Linked DNA regions of Homo sapiens: region 2 is linked to region 1. The links are chromatin loops, found by intact Hi-C in ENCODE. Cell type or tissue: Calu3. All regions are shown on one strand. Links, peaks and the distances in the headings refer to the core of each region. The heading gives the core; the rest is flanking DNA. Region 1 overlaps AHI1-DT (AHI1 divergent transcript). Region 2 has its middle 92 kb from the start of PDE7B.

Region 1 (6,425 bases), core at 1,211-5,210:
GTACTGAAGCAAGGCTGTCTTGAAGAAGAGGAGACAACTCAGTAAGTATGTTAGTCAGCATAAGCTAGGTTATGATGCAGTAACAAACAATGCTTACATTTCAGTGGCTTAGCACAACAGGAGGGTATCTCTCACTCTTTCTGGATGCCCTACAGAAGACAGCGGGAGGTGGGGTGGGTCTGTTCCACAGTGTCACTCATGGACCAGACTCTGCCATCTTTTGACTGCACTATCTCCAACACACGACCTTTTTAGTCACCACATCAGGGGAGAGACAACTGCAAGGGTTTGCAGTGGCTCCTTTATGCTTCACAATGGAAGTAACACATGCCATTTCTTTTTGTAGTCACAGCCAATTCCGTAGCTTTGCCTAACCACAGGAGGCTGGAAGACGGGGTGGGGGGGAAGCAGATGGGTGCTTGCTGAGCACTGCAGTCTCTGCCATGGTAATTTCAGGTAGCTAGATGGAAGCCACAGGAGGCAGGAGAGGAGACCATCAGCTTTGAGTGGTTTTAAGATGGCAGAAACATCAGGCCACAGAGACTGAGGCAATTTGGTGGGGGTGAGAGAGGAGTGGCATAGGGTGATTGCTGGGTACTCACTGGTGGCAGCATACTCAGTGAGCAAAACTGGCAGAGAGTAGGTGTAGGGTAGAGATAAGGCTCATCTTGACCAGCACTGCTATCTGCGAAGCCTAATTAAACATGTCCACGGCCGGTCGCGGTGGCTTCATGCCTGTAATCCCAGCACTTTAGGAGGCCAAGGCAGGCGGATCATGAGGTCAGGAGATCTAGACTATCCTGGCTAACACAGTAAAACCCCGTCTGTATTAAAATTAAAAAATTAGCCAGGCGTGGTGGCATATGCATGTAGTCCCAGCTACTTGGGAGGCTGAGGCAGGAGAATCACTTGAACCCAGGAGGCGGAGGTTGCAGTGAGCTGAGATCATGCCGCTGCACTCCAGCCTGGGCGACAGAGCGAGGCTCTGTCTCGAAAACAAAACAAACCAAAACAAAACCACAACAACAGCAACAACAAAAACCCCAAAAACATGTCCACTAGGAACTGCAAGTCAGGAGTGCAAAATAGAGTCAGGCCTAGCTATTGATATTTGGACATCATCACCCAGTTATAGGCAGAGGTTGAAAACATGTAGGTGAATGAGTCTCCCAAAGGAGAGAATGTATAATAAGATTAGGTGAGAGTTTAAAAAGTTGAATTGCTCGTGCAGTCTGGATCCAGAGTCATCGCACCCAGATGGATTCAAGAAATGGAGGGTCAGAAGGTCAGCTTCCACAAGTCTATAATTAACTGGGTTTTGATGTATGCTTGCAGAGGCTAGAGACACACTGAGAGATTTATCGAGTGCAATATTTGTTTGACATCCAAAGAAATAAGACAAGCCTTCTTATGAACTCTTGGCAGAGATTTACTTTAGATAGCGAAGAACAGCTTGACACTACAGATTATTAGACACCACAAGAGTTTATTAAATAAAATGGGTGGAAGCATTGATTCTACATCTTAAATATATCTCTTTGGTCCAGGGGTTGTCAAACTGTGTTTCTTAGGGGGGTCTCAGGGGCTGCTGCAGGATGCCAGGAGCTGGTGCAGAGCAGAGTGACTCACGTCTTCCACCTCTCCCTCCATCAGCTCTGCGGTTACTGGTTTTATATTGTAATGTTTCACATAAGATTTCATTGGAGAAAAAATTCTGCACCACAAAAACAAAAAGTTTCCTTTCCATCTCCAATGTTAAAAAGCCTTAGGCTGAGGCTTTCATCATTTCCTGCTTGGATCGTTGTATTTTTCTTCCCTGGGGGTCTGTCTCGCTGCCTCTGATCTCGTCCCTTTGTCATCCACCCTCCGCATGGTTCCCAAAGTGATCATTCTCGAACACAAATCCAAATCTGATGTTGGCTTCTGGGGCATTTTTGACTTCCTATCACCAATTGTAGAAAGTTATACTCTAAAGAATGGCCCCAAGAAAGCATTTCATGATTTGGCCTTCCCTTACCTTTCTCCAGCCCCCTTTTCAGGATGTCCCCTTTTGTTCCTTGTGCCTCAGCCATAAACAACAACTCATGCCTGCAGTGCGCTGAAGGTATAGAAGGCCTTTGGTTTAGTGAATCCAACTTCTCAGCTGCAGCTTCAGCATAATGACATCTTAGAAGACTCCCCAGCTTCCAGTAGTTTAGTTAGAAGTCCTCCTCTGGGGCTCCTGTCATGAAGAATGTGTACCCCTCTGACAGCACATTGCCCGCAGTCTTGTGTTAATTGATATTTAGTTTATCTCCCTACTGGATAATCAGCAATTGCCTTCAGGAAACGGACTGGCTCATCAGCTCTATCTCCTCAGACTTTGGCTCTGCACTTGACCCTCTACCATGTTGTTAAACAAGAAATGAGTGTCCTCCTTTCTGGAAATCATTAAAATAATGGTTTTTTATCTGCTTTATTCATTTGAAAAGCTTTGGTCTATGAATATAGACTATACGGCTCCTTAAGATTTTTGTCTATATTATTTTTGATTTTTTTGTTTTTTAACACCTTTAGAATTTCACAGCCTTTATAAATATAATACTTAAAAGTAACATTTCAGAGTATTTGGAAATACTTTTTGACTATTTAAAACAAAATATGAAACATGAAGTATAGTAAAGATATAAAACGATAATTTAGATAAAAATTCTTTCTTTCATGGAAAACACCACTGCATTATTCCTGTTTCAAATGTCCTACAGCATTACATTTTTTTTTTTTTGCAGCAACTCCACTACACATTTGTTCATGGTGTTCACTTCCTACAAGATACAGTCAAAACTCCTTAGCCTGATTTCCAGAGCCTCTGTAATCTGACCCAACTGACTTTCTCAACCACATTACACACTAATCTTTCACAGATTTTTTTTTGCTTTATTTAAACCTTTTCCCCTCATATTTCTATTTATTCTTCTTAGCCTTTGGTGAATGCTTTCTATCAGAGGATTTGTACCTTCGGATTTTTGGAAAAGTCTGTACCATTATATCTTAGCATATTGCTTATTTGCTGTTTGTTTATTTATGTCTTTGGAATTTCTCTGAGGCAGATACTAGAGCATTTATGATTCCTAACTTCTGTTTTATATCCTCCATTCCTTTATTTTTGTCCTCCATGTCACAGAGATGTTCTGTTCCATCTTCTAACTCATCTTCAAGCATGATTTGTCTTGTATAATCCATTTGCTTAGATTTCTAAAGAGATTTAATGACTGTACTTACACTTGACTTTTAAGAGCCTGTTTCATAACTTGCTGTTTTTATTTTACAGATGCCATTTCTTCCTTTATATTTTAAATACTGTAAACATACTTATTGTCAGCTCTCTTTCATGTTGTTCTATTCTTGTTGGTTCCTCATGTCCTGTAAGCTGTCTTTCATGATGCTAAGTGTCCTATTTTTTAAAATTCTGTTTTATTTTGCTTACGAGTTTACTTCAGAAGGAAGTATCTTTTCTAGAGATCCGGATAACCACCTGGGGTGGTTTCCACTGGTGTTCCTGTCAGCACCTTCAAGACACACTGATTCTGAATTATTTTTTGTGTTAGTTTTTCAGCCTGGAATTCTGAGTCTATTCCTACTCCCACCTGTTGTTCAGTCTTGGGGTTCTTATATCTCTAGAAGACTCCTATTTTACCCACATGGTGGGGCTATTGGCTCATTTCCAGCAGTTATCTTGGGTATGCAGGCAGAGATGATCTGGTTCCTTCAAGGTTAGTGCAGTGCTTTCTAGGGTTCTGATTCTGCACAGGAAGCCCAGTTCTTATTCCTTCTATAAACATATTTTCCTGGCCAGCTTCTGGCCTTGAATAGCCATGAAAATCCCAGACTTTGAGACCTGTAATCTCCCTTAGTTCCAGATACATTGTCATGTTGGCTCTATGTTCTAGCATTTGGAGATTTCCTTTCTTGCTTTTGTGTTCTGCTATATATTTAATATGTAAAAAAATGCTTTTAATCCCTATATCTAAATGTCTGGAAATGTTGTGTTCAATTCCATCTTATCCTGTTATTTCTTGACTGTCTGAATATGTAGTTCTTATTTCTCTCGTTCTCTCCATTTTGAATAATCTCCCAAATGCTCTCTGCCTTTTGCAAATTCACTCATTCTTCCAGGACTTGAGGAGTCACTGAAGGTAATGCTTTTTTCCTCCAGGGACCAAATTAACCCCTAGGAAGGGTCTTCTATGAACTCCTTTGACATCCATTTGACACTTAATCATTTTCTGTTATAATTATTATATGGCTATTATTTGTTTTCTTGTGAAATTATAAAATCTTTGAAATTTGGGGCCATTTCTTAAGCTTCTTGAATTTCTTCACCTGGTCTCACAACAAATTCTTCCTAATGGAAGAAAAACAGAAAAGAAAGACACACTAGGATAGAGTAATTTAAAATGTTTTAGACTTTATTTACGAGGGTCCAAGCACCTAGGAAAACAGGATTTGTTTAAATTTTGCTTACTCATTTTATTCAGGATTCATGAATTTATAAGGCCAGAGAGATTTCATATAAGATCCTAGATTACTAAAGGAAAACTGAAAGATTTTATGTCAAGCAATATAAAATTAATATGACAGATGCAACCTTAGAAAATGTGTTTCCTGAGATTCCTAAATTAGCTACTTTTGTGGGTGTCTGCTTAGTATTTGGTCCTGAGTAAATGAATAAACAAACAGCTACTTCTGAGAGCTACTTTCACAGGGAAATGTTTCTGAGTTCCAGTTCATGGGAGTTTAGGAAGGTATGGGATGCAAATTACATTTCAACACTGAACCAGCCAATCAATCCTTGAACACTTTTGAAGTCTTTAGCTTTGCCTGTGAACATGGGAACACCCAAGGGCACCTTCAAATTAAAAATAAACATACATTCTAAGGAGTCCTAGATGTGTAATTTGGTAGAAATTTAAGGGGTGTCTTTTTATAGTAACGGAGTCTATAAAGAAAATACAATTCAGGTGAGGTTACATCCTTTCCAGTCATAAAAGTGTATGTGAATGACATTTAACTCGAAATTCAAGTACTTTGGGCATATCATTCCCGCTCCCTGCCCCAATCCCATAATTTCTTGGTAGAAACTCATAGTGCATTTTTTTTTCAGTTCCAGCCAGATTTTTATATCTATTGGATGGATATTACATTAATAAAAAAATAGCTAACACTTATTGTATGATTGTCTAATGCCAAGCTATGTTCGTATAATTATCTAATATGTTGGTATGATTTGACTCTGTGGCTCCACCCAAATCTCACCTTTAATTGTAATCCCTTATGTTATGGGAGGAACCTGGTGGGAGGTGATTGGATTATGGGAGCGGTTTCCCCATGCTGTTCTTGTGATAGTCAGGGAGTTCTTACCAGATCTGATGGTTTTAGAAGTGGCAATTTCCCCTATGCACTCTCTCTCTCTCCTGCCACCATGTAAGACATGCCTTGCTTCTCCCTCCCCTTCTGCCATGATTGTAAGTTTCCTGAGGCCTCCCCAGCCATGTTGAACTGTGAGTCAATTAAACCTCTTTCCTTCATGAATTACCCAGTCTCAGGTATTCTTTATAACTGTGAAAATGGGCTAATACCCAGATAACCCTATGGTGTTGCTGCTGTTATTATTCTTCCCTTGCAGATGGGGAAAACTGAGATGAAGAGTTAATTAATTTACCAAAGTCAAAAGAGTAGTCTTAAACTACTGTGAAATTTCTGTAGGCCTCCTTTTTTTTCCTTCAAAACCTTTAATATGCTAATACACATTTTTGTATTTTTTTTTTAATTATACTTTAAGTTCTGGGATACATGTGCAGAACATGCAGGTTTGTTACATAGGCATACACGTGTGATTGTGGTTTGCTGCACCCATCAACCTGTCATCTACATAAGATATTTCTCTTAATGCTATCCTTCCCTTAGCCCCACACCCCACTGACAGGCCCCGGTGTGTGATGTTCCACTCCCAGTGTCCATGTGTTCTCATTGTTCAACTCCCAGTTATGAGTGAGAATATGCAATGTTTGGTTTTCTGTTCCTGTGTTAGTTTGCTGAGAATGATGGTTTCCAGCTTCATCCATGTCCCTGCAAAGGACATGAACTCATTCTTTTTTATGGCTGCATAGTATTCCATGATGTATATGTGCCACATTTTCTTTATCCAATCTATTGTTGATGGGCATTTGGGTTGGTTCCAAGTCTTTGCTATTGTTAACAGTGCCACAGTAAACATACGTGTGCATGTGTCTTTATAGCAGAATGATTTATAATCCTTTGGGTATATACCCAGTGATGGGATTGCTGGGTCAAATGGTATTTCTAGTTCTAGATCCTTGAGGAATTGCCACACTGTCTTCCACAATGGTTGAACTAATTTACACTCCCACCAACAGTGTAAAAGC
Region 2 (6,425 bases), core at 784-4,783, 84 kb after region 1:
TCAGCAGCAATAGGAGACTAATACACCAGCCTGGCCCCAGTCCCCAGATGATACACACGGCTGTTGGCTAGTAGAATTCCAGTGGTATTTTATGTTTTTAACAGTTTTGAAAAGCATGTTTTTTATATGAAGCATCTTTTCCACCCTGTTTCCTCCACATCTCAAATGTCCTTGTCCAATTAAATGCAAGCTGTCATAATAAAGAAAAACAGTTTGAAATCTTTAAGATTCCCAGTCAAAAGAGAGACTCATAATTATATATAAGTGAATGCAGAATCTATTCTAATGGAAAGATTTGGAGATTTCATACACACATGCACATACATATCTATGTATACACATACAAATCAATATATATTCCAGTACATGTAGTACATATTAGAGAATACGAACATATATGCATATGCATGCTTTAGTTTGTATGTGTATATGTGTATATATATGTATATTTGTGTACATCTATTTGTATATCTGTATCTATATATCTTCAACTAAGAGGAAAAAAGCCAAGCCAAAGATAATCAACTTCCATATAGCGCCATGCTACCAATAACTTTTTTTCAAATACTATTTCTAGAAGGCAATTTGTCAGTACCTATTAAATATGAAAATGTGTACCTCTTCTGGCCTAACAATTCACTGTTCAGGAATTTAATCTAAAGAAATACTTTAAAAAATGTGTAAAGATATATGTATATATTTAATATTAATTGCAGTATGTTGTTTTCTAAAAAATAAAATGAAACATATCTGTCATTATTTAAATAGGTTTTAGTTTATTCATTAAATGCAAAGAGTGAGATTAGGATGTATGGGCACCAAAGCATATCCATGAAATATTGGGTGAAAAAAGGAAGTTTTAGATTAAAATATAGAAGATAAACCATAAAAATACATGCATTTTGATGTAAAGGTTTTCTTAGGAGCATAATTACTTTAAATATATATATATTTAAAACACAAAGAGATGGTGCTATCATCAAGATCAGAAGACAAAAAAACTTAAGTCAGTGGATTTTAGTTTCCATTTCCAGAGTTAAAGTCATATACATGCTGTACTCTATTTCTCTGTATGTATGTTTTTTTCTCTCTCTTTTCTAAAGGAGAGAAAATATAGATCTTTTTGCATTGTGGAGTTTGGGAAACGGTTAAGTCTCTGAGTACTTCTGAGCATTTTAATCTGTTGATCTCACCAAAGGTCATCAATTAATGCTTTTTATTTATAAATAACTTCTGTTCTTTGTTTTTGAGCTCAAAATTTAAGAATAAAATCAAACTTTTTTGAGGAGGTTGGGATTCAAAGTGTTAAGGACTTTTACTAAGTAAATGATTATTTGTTTCTTTTTCCATTTTAAGTGAGTTTCCATTTATAGGTGAATTACTTCCTTATGCAAGCCAGCTTTTAAAGCAACTATTTAAACGAAAATAGATAAATAAAATTTTTGAATTTTTTTTCCAGAAAGAAAAGAGGAAACATGAATGGAGTTATACTGTGTGCCAGCCTTTGTCCTAGTGACTTAAAAATGGTATAACATTTAATGTTCATGAATGCCTATTGAGCTGGAATCATTTCTTAGATCTTTCCGAGGAGACACAGGGTCCATGAAGCACAGGGTCACTTTGCCACACATTCATTTTTTTAATTTTAATTAATTAATTAATTAATTAATTAATTAATTAATTTTGAGGCAGAGTTTCACTCTGTTGCCCAGGCTGGAGTGCAGCGGTGTGATCTCGGCTCACTGAAACCTCTACCTCCCAGGTTCAAGCGATTCTCCTGCCCCAGCCTCCTGAGCAGCTGGGACTACAGGCACCTGGCACCACACTCAGGTAAACATTCAGACATAGAACTCATTACTCTTTTCTGTAACATGGAACATAAAATATTCTATGGTTTTATGTAGGCTATTAGTGGAATTATTTTTCTTAAGCCTATGTTGGCTAAACCCGATCACTTATCTTGGGCAAGTCCTGTTGGTAATGTACTAACACAGAAAGTGCAGCTATTTAGAACATCTAAAATGATAACTTATGAAACTGTATTGCTCTAAAAAAGAAGAGGATAATTTAAAATGTATACCTTGAACATTTTTCTCTTGAAGACTATTATTAGACATTTAATCTTAGATGCTAGGAGATTAGAGCTTTCTATATCTTTTTGCCAAATCTATATCTGTCAAAATCTGACTTTAGGCATATACCATTAACATAAATTGATATTTTTGGACAAAGCTTACATTATAACAGATCTTTCTAATACTAAGTAAGCCTCCAGATATTTTGCTGTTTAGTTTGGATCTTACATTTGTTCTGTAGTTGGATAAATACATACCTGAAATTTAGCAAGGAGTATGTAAACACTTGATAATATTATTAGTGTGATATGAATAATAGCATTGCTCCTTCTGTAAGAACTAAATGCCCACATTTATCAGAGTTACTACCTAATATTAGAGCTAGAATCACCTAAAGAGATTAAACAACAGGAGAAAAAAACCCTGCTCTCAAGGATTTCACAGTTTGGTGGGAGAAAACCTTTTCCATTAAAACAGCACCCTACTTCAGTGCCTAGTATATGCTAGGTGTTATTGGGGTTACCTTCAAATTTGCTCATTTGGTCTTCATAATAACCTGCCTTTGGAGGGGGATTTTCCTCCCCCAAGAATGTGCTTGCTTTTTGGTCCTTTGGAAACTCCTATTCATCCTTCAGAATTTGTTGAGATAGCTTCTTTATGAATTCTTTTGGCCAGGTGCTGTGACTCGCTCCTGTAATCTCAGCTACTGGGGAGGCTGAGATGGGACGATCATTTGAGCCCAGGCATTTGAGACCAGCCTGAGCCACATAGCAAGACCCTGCCTCTAAAAAAGTAAAATAAAATAAATGAATTCTACCTTGGCCTGCCTCCTCTCAGCTGTCCCCTATAGGATTAATCTTCCCATCTCTTAATGATTTCTGCATATATTTCTATAACAGAAATCACCTTGAGCTGAAATTTCATGGTTATCTCTCTGTGACACAACAGTGAGATCCTTTGAGGAAGAGGATTTTGTCCTATTTTGCTCATTCAAGTCAACCCCAACACTGTTCTACTGGATGATCCATTCAAATCTTGAAAGGCGAACGTCTCCCCCTCACGGACAGTACCGGAATTCAACAAGTGAAAGTTCAATTTTATTCTAGGAAGCTTCTCTAGTGAGGCAGATTTGCCAGTGTCTGTATCTTTGTCAATCTTCACGGCAATCTTCTGAAGTCATCCCTTTGCTTTCTTGCATCCTCCACTAGACAGTTGGGTGAGAGATGACTCTTATTTGATTCTCTCTCTATCTAAATAGTAACTGAAGCCTGTGGACAGTCTATAAGTGTTTACCAAAATAAATCCTCCTTACCCTACTCCATTTTTTAAAAATCAACTTTATTTAGGCATAATCTACATACAATAAAATCCACACATTTCACACGCACCGGTTGATGACTCAATAAATATATACTTCTGTACATTCATTACTCAAATCAAAATATAAAATACTTCCATTTCCCCAGGAAATTCCCTCATGCCCTTTTGTAGTTAATCTCCCCCATTCAGCTGCCACTCCAGAGATGAGAATCTCCTTTTGTTGCAGTAGTATAGTTTTGCCTATTCTACATATTCATGAAAAATTGAATCTCATGATATGTACTCTTTTGTGTCTGGCTTCTTTTATTCAATTCGATGTCTGTGAGGTTCATCTATGTTTTGCAAAAGGAAGTAATGTATTCTTTTTTACTGCTGAATAGTATTTTACTGTCTGAATATATGACAGTTTCTTTAACCATTCACCCATTAATGACATTTGAATTGTACCCAGCTTGGCTACTATGAACAAAGATGCCATGAGTATTCATGTACAAGTTGTTGTTTTTTGTTTGTGTTTGTGTTTGTTTTTGTTTTGTTTTGTTTTGTTTTTTTAGATGGAGTTTCTCTCTTTGTTGCCCAAGCTGGAGTGCAGTGGCATGATCTCGGATCTTGGCTCACTACAACCTCTGCCTCCCGGGTTCAAGTGATTCTCCTGTATCAGCTTCCCAAGTAGCTGGGATTACAGGTGCCTACCACCACGCCTGGCTAATTTTTGTATTTTTAGTAGAGATGGGGTTTCACCATGTCAGCCAGGGTGGTCTCTAACTCCTAACCTCAGGTGATCCACCTGCCTTGGCCTCCCAAAGTGCTGGGATTACAGGCGTGAGCCACTGCACCTGACCTCATGTACAAGTTTTTTAAAAATGGATATTTGTAACTTTTCTCTTGGGCAAATACCTGCCAGTTAGTAACTTAATATGGTAACTATATGTTTAATTTTATATGAATATGAAACTGCAACGTGTTTTAAACATATCTGCAGTATTTTACACTCCCATCAGCAATGTAGAAGTTTCAGAAGCTCACTGTCAGTCCTTTTTCCCACTGCTGATAAAGACATACCTGAGACTGGGAAGAAAAAGAGGTTTAATTGGACTTACAGTTACACATGGCTGGGGAGGCCTCAGAGTCATGGCGGGAGGTGAAAGGTGCTTCTTACATGATGGTGGCAAGAGAAAATGAGGAAGATGCAAAAGCAGAAACCCCTGATAAACCCATCAGATCTCATGAGACTTATTCACTACCATGAGGACAGCATGGGGGAAGCCGCCCACATGATTCAAATTATCTCCCACCTGGTCCTTCCCACAACACATGGGAATTATGGGAGTATAATTCAAAATGAGATTTGGGTGGGGACACAGAGCCAAACCATATCATTCCACCCCTGGCCCCTCCAAATCTCTTATTGTCACATTTTGAAACCAATTATACCTTCCCAACAGTCCCTCAAAGTCTAAACTCAATTCAGCAGTAACCCAAAAGTCCACAGTCCAAAGCCTCGTCTGGGACAAGGCAAGTCCCTTCCACCTATGAGCCTGTAACATCAAAAGCAAGCTAGTTACTTCCTAGATACAATGGGGGTACAGGTAATGGGTAAATACAGCCATCCTAAATGGTAGAAATTGGCCAAAACAAAGGGATTACAGGCTCCATGCAAGTCCAAAATCCAGCAGGGCAGTCAAATTCTAAAGCTCCAAAATGATATCCTTTGATTCCATGTCTCACATCCAAGTCACGCTGATGCAAGAGGTAGATTCCCATAGTCTTGGGAATCTCCACCCCTGAAGCTTTGCAGAGTATAACGCCCCTCCTGGCTGCTTTCATGTGCTGGCATTGAGTGTCTGCAGCTTTTCCAGGCACATGGCACAAGCTGTTGGTGGATCTACGATTCTGGGGTCTGGAGGACAGTGGCCCTCTTCTCACAGCTCCACTAGACAGTACCCCAGTAGGGAATCTGTGTAGGGGCTCTGATCCCACATTTCCCTCCAACATTGCCCTAGCAGAGTTCTCCATGAGGGCCCTACTCTTGCAGCAAACTTTTGCCTGGGCATCCAGGTGTTTCCATACATCTTCTGAAATCTAGGTGGAGTTTCCCAAACCTCAATTCTTGACTTCTGTGCACTCGCAGGCACAGTACCACGTAGAAGCTGCCAAGGCTTGGGGCTTGCACCCTCTGAAACCATGGGCCAAGCTGTACCTTGGTCTCTTTTAGCAATGGCTGGAGTAGCTGGGACACATGGCACCAAGTCCCTAGGCTGCACACCACATGAGGACCCTGGGCCTGGTCCATGAAACCATTTTTTCCTCCTAGGCTTCCAGGTCTGTGATGGGAGGGGCTGCCATGAAGACCTATGACATGCCCTGGAGACATTTTCTCCATTGTCTTGGTGATTAACATCCTTGTTACTTATGTAAATTTCTGCAGCCAGCTTGAATTTCTCCTCAAAAAATTGGTCTTTTTCTTTTCTTTTCTGCTCCATTGTCAGGCTGCAAATTTTCCAAACTTTTGTGCTCTGTTTTAAAATGGAATGCTTTTATCAGCACCCAAGTCACCTCTTGAATGCTTTGCTGCTTAGAAATTTCTTCTGCCAGATACCCTAAATCATCTCTCTCAAGTTCAAAGTTCCACAAATCTCTAGGGCAGGGGCAAAATACTAAGAGTCTCTTTGTAAAACATAACAAGAGTTACCTTTCCTCCAATTCCCAACAAGTTCCTCATCTCCATCTGAGACCACCTCAGCCTGGACCTTATCATTAATATCACTATCAGCATTTCTGTTAAAGCCATTCAATAAATCTCTAGGAGGTTCCAAGCTTTCCCACATTTTCCTGTTTTCTTATGAGCCCTCCAAACTGTTCCAAACTCTGCCTGTTACCCAGTTCCAAAGTTGCTTCCACATTTTCAGATATCTTTTCAGCAACACTCCACTCTACTGTTACCAATTTACTGTATTAATCCATTTTCACACTGCTGATAAAGATATACATAAGACTGGGAAGAAAAAGGGGTTTAATTGAACTTACAAT

The links. Hi-C counts contacts between places; a loop is a spot of excess contacts. Peaks named below come from ENCODE experiments on the same cell type or tissue, not always from the same donor. Only the 100,000 strongest peaks of a DNase experiment are listed, where the experiment ranks them.
Region 2: a loop joins it to region 1, with 10 times the contacts of the local background. A loop is called at or near these places in 3 of 110 quality-filtered maps.

The regions. Positions count from the first base shown.
Region 1 is chr6:135,672,389-135,678,813 of GRCh38, forward strand. AHI1-DT (AHI1 divergent transcript) reads left to right here. Exons shown (of 6, transcript NR_152842.1): 4 at 1-41. Among named protein-coding and RNA genes, the nearest start is that of LINC02524, 41 kb to the left of the region's middle. In Calu3, for the core only: no CTCF peak of the experiment used is centred there; a DNase peak (open chromatin) is centred at 3,703.
Region 2 is chr6:135,756,884-135,763,308 of GRCh38, forward strand. No RefSeq gene overlaps it. Among named protein-coding and RNA genes, the nearest start is that of PDE7B, 92 kb to the right of the region's middle. In Calu3, for the core only: a CTCF peak has its summit at 3,094; a DNase peak (open chromatin) is centred at 3,148.